Linked DNA regions of Homo sapiens: region 2 is linked to region 1. A link is a contact called in ENCODE Hi-C data. All regions are on one chromosome and are shown on one strand. Each heading gives the region's core, a stretch centred on a gene start or an enhancer-like site at or near the end of the contact. The rest is flanking DNA. Distances are from core to core; before and after follow the strand shown. Region 1 overlaps PRDM11 (PR/SET domain 11). Region 2 holds the start of PRDM11 (PR/SET domain 11).

What was found. Hi-C counts contacts between places; a loop is a spot of excess contacts on that map. Pooled maps may share reads with other maps.
Region 2: a loop to region 1 is called in a map of heart left ventricle, with 12 times the contacts of the local background. The contact joins the promoter of PRDM11 here to the enhancer-like site in region 1. A Hi-C loop is called at or near these places in 20 of 168 maps with a recorded cell type or tissue (Right ventricle myocardium inferior, ascending aorta, chondrocyte and 11 more), 1 of 37 single-sample maps with no recorded cell type and 23 of 50 pooled maps.

The regions. Positions count from the first base shown.
Region 1 is chr11:45,208,572-45,212,094 of GRCh38, forward strand. The region is part of intron 5 of PRDM11 (PR/SET domain 11); the gene reads left to right. Among named protein-coding and RNA genes, the nearest start is that of PRDM11, 64 kb to the left of the region's middle. RefSeq lists enhancers at 829-1,576, 1,577-2,324, 2,325-3,071. Within about 2 kb of position 1,405, at least 24 of the 41 ENCODE cell types and tissues checked have a DNase peak (open chromatin) inside an H3K27ac peak, as active enhancers do; they include ascending aorta, heart left ventricle, heart right ventricle and 5 more, where a contact is called at or near this core.
Region 2 is chr11:45,144,808-45,148,231 of GRCh38, forward strand. PRDM11 (PR/SET domain 11) reads left to right here and starts at 1,832. Exons shown (of 8, transcript NM_001384648.1): 1 at 1,832-2,070. LOC105376652 (a long non-coding RNA gene) reads right to left here and starts at 1,976. Exons shown (of 6, transcript XR_931241.3): 1 at 247-1,976. RefSeq lists silencers at 2,233-2,312, 2,393-2,582.

The DNA.
Region 1 (3,523 bases), core at 155-2,654:
GTGTGAAAGGTTGAACATGAACTGCCCTAGCTCTCACCGCTAGTAAGAGCTAAAGCAGGCCCTGAAACCAAGGCCTTCGACTCTGAGTTCAGTGCTCCCTCCCATGTAACGCCGTCTCTTCTTTCCACCCTCCCCTCCGAGGAGTAGTGGAAGGGACCTCTCAGTAGGAGGAGGGTGTGGTGGGGGCCAGGTTGCCCCAGGTGCCTCCTGGCTCCCCAGCTGGGGGCCAGCAATTAGGAAGGAGAACCACCTGCATTGACGGTCATTTACCCAATTGTGCTTTGTGGGATATTCAACCCAAGGAATGTGGCACACCTGGCTGAGCGTAAGAGGAAGCCCAAGTTCTCCAAGGAGGAGCTGGACATTCTTGTCACAGAGGTGACCCACCATGAAGCAGTGCTCTTTGGGAGGGAGACCATGCGGCTGTCCCATGCTGACAGGGACAAGATTTGGGAAGGCATAGCCCGGAAAATCACCTCCGTCAGCCAGGTGCCCCGCTCCGTCAAGGACATTAAGCACAGATGGGATGACATGAAACGGAGGACCAAGGACAAGCTGGCCTTCATGCAGCAGTCCCTGTCGGGCCCTGGGGCCGGGGGCCGGGCCCCCACCATCGTGCTCACGGCCCACGAGAGGGCCATCAAGTCGGCGCTGCTCACGGCCCGTGCAGGGCGCGGCTTCCCCAGGGCGGAACTGGATGGCACCGACAGCCCTTCGACCAGCTGTGAGTATCACCAGTCCCCCCCGCCACCCAGCCGGCTGCCTGCCCCCCAGCTTACAGTCCACAGTCTCCCACCGACTTTCCCTCTGGTTCTCTCCTGTCCCTCTCTGTCCAGCCCACTCTTTCCATCCTCCCCTCCTTCTCCCACTCTTCTCCTCTCCATCCCTTTTTGCATTCATTCTCGAATATTTACTGAGCATCTCCGTGCCAGAGCCGTGCTAGGAGCTGGGAAGACAGCTGTGTGTAAACCCCACGCAGGCCCTGCTCTTGGGGAGACCCTGGACTCCTAGGAATAAACCAACGTTAAATAATTGCACGAGTAAACTGGAAACGAAGGGATGGAGGACACAGGAGTCCAGGAGGTCCCGAGAGCAGGGCTGACTTCATGAGCATGCAACCTGAACAGTCACAGGGGCCGCGGGGTTTCAGGCTCTGCTGTCGCCATCTGGACATTCTTCATAGTTTTTGAGCCAGGGGCCCCACGTTTTCATTTTGCATTTGACCCTGCAGGTTATGTAGCAGCTCTGTCTGAGAGTTAAGGAGTGGGTAAAACTGGCTCCACTGGGGACTGGGGAGGGCTCCCTGAAGAAGTCCAGCGGACTAGGATGTGAAGAGTAAGAGTTAACCAGGCCAGGCAGCAGCGTGGGGCGCGGAGAAGGGGAGGGGAGGCGCGCAGGCAGAGAACAGCATGTACGAGGCCCCGCATCAGGAAGGCGCTTGGCACGTTCCAGGAACAGTGAGAAGCCAGGAAAGCCCAAGTGTAGCAGCGCGGGGGAGGGGGCTGGAGACGAGGCGGCCAAGCTGTGAAGGCCCGGGCCGGGCCATGGAAAGATCAGTTCCTTTCTGTGTCTGGTCCTGACTGCTTTGTTCCTCTATTATTACTCCCCTGCCTGAGCCACGCTGCCTGCCCCCACTTTTCTGTGTGCTGCCTCTCAGCTCCCTCTCCATCCTCCTGGCTGCTCCGCCACCCGCTCCCCACCCCTCTTCTCCCTCTGTACTTGTCCCTGCCTTTCCTCTCTACTTCCTGTGTCTCACATGCACTTTGAAGCCAGGGCCCCAGCGGCCGAGGCGGGTGTCCCTTGGGGCTGGAGTTCTAGTTGGGGCTCAGCAGAAGGGGGAGCACTAAAGGCCTCCGCAGGGACTGCAACCCTTCCTTTCCACTTCTGCACATCTCCCCCGTGCCCCGCCAGCTGCAGTCCCCACTAGAGGCCGTCTGCCTGACCGGCTCGTGAGTGGTGGGAGCCAGGCAGGAGGGGCCCCAGGGAAGCAGCCGTGGCTCAGCCCATGGGAAGGTGCTTTGCAAAGACTCACTTGCACCTTCCCTTCCCGGGCCCCCTGCCATTGTGATCCACTTGCTTCCTGTTTGGCTGGGGCTCCTGACAGGTGGCAGTTCACAGAGTCAGATGTTTAGGACTGGAAAAGAACATGGAGACCATTTAGTTCAACTTCCTTGCAATGCAGAAAGTAAGCTCTGAAAACCAAGGTGGCCCTGAGCTCAATTCAGAAGCAGGACTTGAACCCGGGTCTGCTGGCTTCCTGTGAATCAGTGTTTTCCTAAGTCTTAAGAGGATTCCACCCCGTGATAAGAAAAAATGGGGGGGTCAGCATCCAGTAAAGCCTGTTCCCTGCATCCTGCTCCGCTCACCCCTCCATCTCCCTGAGACTGAATGTAATGAGGCCACCAAAGGTAACCTGGGCTGGCAGGGAGCCCGAGTGTGCCATCAGGCAGAGCCCGCTCACCCCCATGGCAGGCTCACAGCCCTCCTTTTCCTGGCAGTGGCCAGCTGCGGCAGCACTCGGCCAGGGGCTTGGCAGAACGGGGACCTGGGAGGGAAGGAGCAGCATCACCTCGCCGGGTCTCACTCCTTCCAACACTGGCCATGCTAGACAGGTCTCTGGGATCTCAGGGGATGGCTGCTGTCCCACCAAACACTGCCAAGAGACACAGGACTCTTACCAAGCTGGCCCAAGTGAGCCCCCAGGACCCCTGGGAGGCATGAGGTAACTGTAAGATAAACCTGTCTGTCCTCCCCATCACCTTCCTGGGGGGTGGTTCTGAGTTGAGTCCGCAGATCCAGGCAGGGAGGGCTTGCCTGTCAGTAGGGTCAGCCCATACATCATTTAATCCTGCCACAGGGATCAGCCCATACCCTTGGTCACCAGAAAGCAGGACCCACATGTGCAGAGGCTGGGCCCCCTCCCTGTGTCCGGCTGCAAGGAGCAGTCTGTCCGATGGCCCCTGTGGATGGGAGCACGATGTGACTGAACTGGAAGCCTGCCTTGGGGGACAGGGGGACAGCAGGGCTGGTTGCAGAGGTGGCTCTCCTGCTCTGCACTGTCCTGCCAGTTTCTTCAGCCTGTCAGCATGTGCTGCAGTGATTTAAAGATGCAGATTCCATATTAGTAGTCTTTTATCCCTCACCCCCTTCCCACTCTTCCCCCCAAGTCCGCAAAGTCCGTTGTATCAATCTTATGCCTTTGTGTCATATGGCACAGTGTATACTGCTTGGGTCATGGGTGCACCAAAATCTCACAAGTCACCACTGAAGAACTTCCTCATGTAACCAAACACCACCTGTACCCCAATAACTTATGGAAAAAAAAGTGTGCAGATTCCAGCAAGGCCACAGGATGGCCCCAAGCAATGCAGACGTGGCCTCAGAAAGTCTGGTGCTCAGAGGGCCAAGAGCGTCTTAGTACCTTTAGGCAGGTGCCGCTCCTTCAGCGTTACAGAGCACCTTCATGTTTGTCATCTTGTTTATGACTCTTCTTAACAACCCAATTAGGTAGCCAAGCGGTTCG
Region 2 (3,424 bases), core at 582-3,081, 63 kb before region 1:
GGCTCCTTCCTCAGTGCTCTTTTCTCGGCCGGGCACTTGGCATCCAAAACCATGCTCAGTGCAACTGGAGGTGCATTCAGTTCTGAATTAATTGAAGTTATCTGCGAGTGCCTTCATCTCTTGGGCAGACCAAGACCTGCCTGAAGGATCTTGTCATTCTAATCGTGGAACCCCTCCCCCAACCCCCGTCCCCCAGTACCCGACACTCTGCCTGGCACCAAGCAGAGAAATACTCAGGAAACTTACAGTTGCATTGAACCTCATATAACGATAGGGTTGTTACTGTCTCTTGAGCATCTACTGAGAGCAGCTGGGTGCTGGGCCCTTTAAATACACTCTCATGGCTCCTTACACAGAGCCAGGAACGTGGGTATTACTGTGCACCACTTTGCAGATGTGGGAAATAAAGGCTCAGAGAGGTGAAGCCAGTTGCTCCAGATCACACAGCCAGTAACAGGCATGAGATTCCAAGAAGCTGTGTTTGTGACGCCAGAGTCAAGGGAAACAAATGATGTGGTACCCACAGTGCTCCCTCCCTCATCACCCCCACCGCCTCCAGCTCCACATCCAGATTCCAAAAGCCATGAGCACCCCCATCTGACCATGAACGCCCATCTGACCATGAACGCCCATCTGCGGATCGCCAGCAGCAAGGTTGACACGGAACTCCTTCCGCCTTGGGAGGAGGCTTCCCTGGGGTAGTACCCTCTGGGGGCCGTCTGGGCAACTCTTGCAGGGCTTCGTGGATGTTTGGGGAAAGCACTGGACAGCGCCTCGCCCAGGTGCCTTCCTGGGAATCACCAACTGGGGTTTACTGCCCCAATTTTGGAGCTTGCACAGAGCATCCTCCCTTGGTAGGAGAGACGTCGCCATTGGGCCACAGGACTTGTAGAGGACGCCACGAGAAAGGGGTTGATTGGGGAATGGTTGTCCTGGTTACGCCACCCTGCAGTGTCCCTTGCCCTCCTCCAAGGCTTCCAGCCCCATCGCAACCTGTCAGTTTTCCAGGCGCTCAGGAAAGCATGTCAAGCACTCAAGCACTCTGTGACAATTCCACCCCCGGCCCAGTCTTTCCCTCTTCACCCCCTCTCTGTGATGTCGAATCCCATTTCACAGATGGAGAAACTGAGGAATCGAGCAAGTGAATGCCGCTTAAACATCTTTTCCAAGCCAGCCAGGGACCAGCCCCTCCAGTTCTCAGAATCTCTCTCCCTCTGTAACATATTTTGACTTGAAGAACATGTGCGATTCGTGACTACAAAACCGCAACCCCACATAAAGAGTTAATATTTTTAACGAACCCCAAGCCCCTCACCCTCAGCCTTCGCGGGACGCCTGCGTCTCGCAACTTCAGTTTGTATCTCCAAACTGCTGAGCATTCAAAGGGTTAAATGGGACCGGGAGGGGGCCAGCCGCGGAGCCCTGAAAGGGTTAAAAATCCAAACGCGTCGACTCCCCCCGACTATTTGGTTCCAAATGGACAGCCACGCGACCGGGAGAGCCAGGGAGCCCCCCTCACAATGACTTTATTAAAATTTGAGAACTTTTACTTCTGACCCCAAAAAAGTATCCCAGTTCGAAAGTTCTCTCTTAACCTTTTCTTTTTTTCATCTATTTTTTTCTCGATTTCTCCACGGGCTGGATTATAAAACGCTCCCTCTCCCTTTGGGTTTGGAGAGCCGGGTTCCCCCCTCCGGGCAGGGCGCGGGCCTAAGGGGCCCCGGGAGTTTTCTCCGGGGCCGGGTCGGGACGCGGCTGGTGAGTCCCGGCTCCGGCCCCTGAATTGGGGGGTCCGCGTCTGCCCCAAACGCCGCTTTCTTCCGTTTTCCATGTCATTTCCTGTACTAATAAGATGGTGGTCAAAGCAGGGGAGGAGAGCAGCAGCGAGTCGCCGCCGCCGCCGCGCCGAGGCTGGCGCTGAAACTTTGCCTCGCCGGGGACCAGCGCGCCCGCAGCGCGGCCGCTCCCTCCGCGGGGGCCGCCAGCCGAGGCCGCGCCGCCTCCGCCGAGCCGCCCGCCGGGCCGCTCTCGCCGCCCGGGCCCCGCGGCTGCCGCAGCATTCCCGGGAAGGTGAGTCAGCCCCGGTAGCCAATGTGGCCATTGAAAATGGCTTCGGAGAGCGCTCGGCAGTTTGCCAGCGAGCGCGGGGGCCGCCGGTGCGGGGGCCGGGAGCGGCGGCTGGGGGCGGGGGCGGCCGGGGGTCTCGGCGCGGGCGCGGGGCGGGGGTCCGGACGGCGCCGGCGCGGGGTGGGGGGCGGCCCGCCGTGGCCGCGAGGTGGGTGAACCCTCGGCAGGTAGCTGCCGCCGCCGCGGGAGCCGGGGGCCGCCCTCCGCCTCCTTCCTCCCAGCTCGCTCGCTCCTCGCCTTGTTACAATGTAGCCTTTTCTCTCCGCAAGCGGCGCGCCCGCTGACGGACGTGGCCGCCGACCAATGGGAGTGGCGGCCCGGGCCGAGCGCTCGGAATGAGAACGCGGTGACACGGACGGGGCGGGGCGCGGACGCCGACGCCAGAGGGCTCGCCGCGGCCGCCGGCCTAGTTCTCGCGGACGCCCTCGGCCCCGCGCCGGGGGCTGCTGCGGGGTGCTCGGGGATGAAGGTGGGAGGCGTCCTTTGGGATGCGACGAAGCCTTCTCCATCGCGGTTCGCGATTGCCCGCGAAGCGTGGCCGAGCCGGAGGGCATTTCTGGAATGCGTTTTAAGTGTCAGTTGCGGTGTAGACTCTTCGGGAAACCTCTCCGGAGCGTAGCCTCCACCCCCCACTCGCAGTCCCCAAGGTACTCTCCTATGCAGAAACTGCAGAAACTTAGCGGCCAATGACCTCTCTCCGGTCAAGGCCAGCGTGCTCTAGGCGAGTCGCTGCAAAGAGAATACCAATGTCTTGGGCGATGCTGGTGAAAAATTGCTGGTGTGTGTCTAGAGCCCAGTTGGGAGATGGGGGCTTAGAACCCCCCAGGCTGGGCTGGGATTTAGGGGAGAAAAATGTGAAACGTCTCCTCTTTCCTAGACGTTTGCTTCGTGTGGAGAAAGGCTGTGCTGTATAATTTAGAGTGGCTGTAAGGAAACACACCCAGCCCTTTGTGCGTGGGGCCAGGAGGCAATGATGAGAGATTGCTCTTGGTACCTGGAAACCCTATAAACTTTGGGGGTTTGGGGACAGAAGAATTTTCTGTGGAGCATGATGCCTGTAGCAACCAAGCTGGTCCTTGCCCACATTTCCTCTTGGGAGGGAGGAAGGTTCGGGCTTTCCTAGGGTCATTGTTGGAGGTGTAGGGTCGTAGTTGGGGAGCAGGGCACAGTCTTTGCCCGCCGACTCTCTGAAAGGTGGACAAGCAGAGTTCTATAGGGCACGTGTAGAAACCTTCCCTTCTGGGAATAGAGCCCAGACCTCTTGCTGTATTCAGTTTAATGGAAAGGCTTTCTCTCT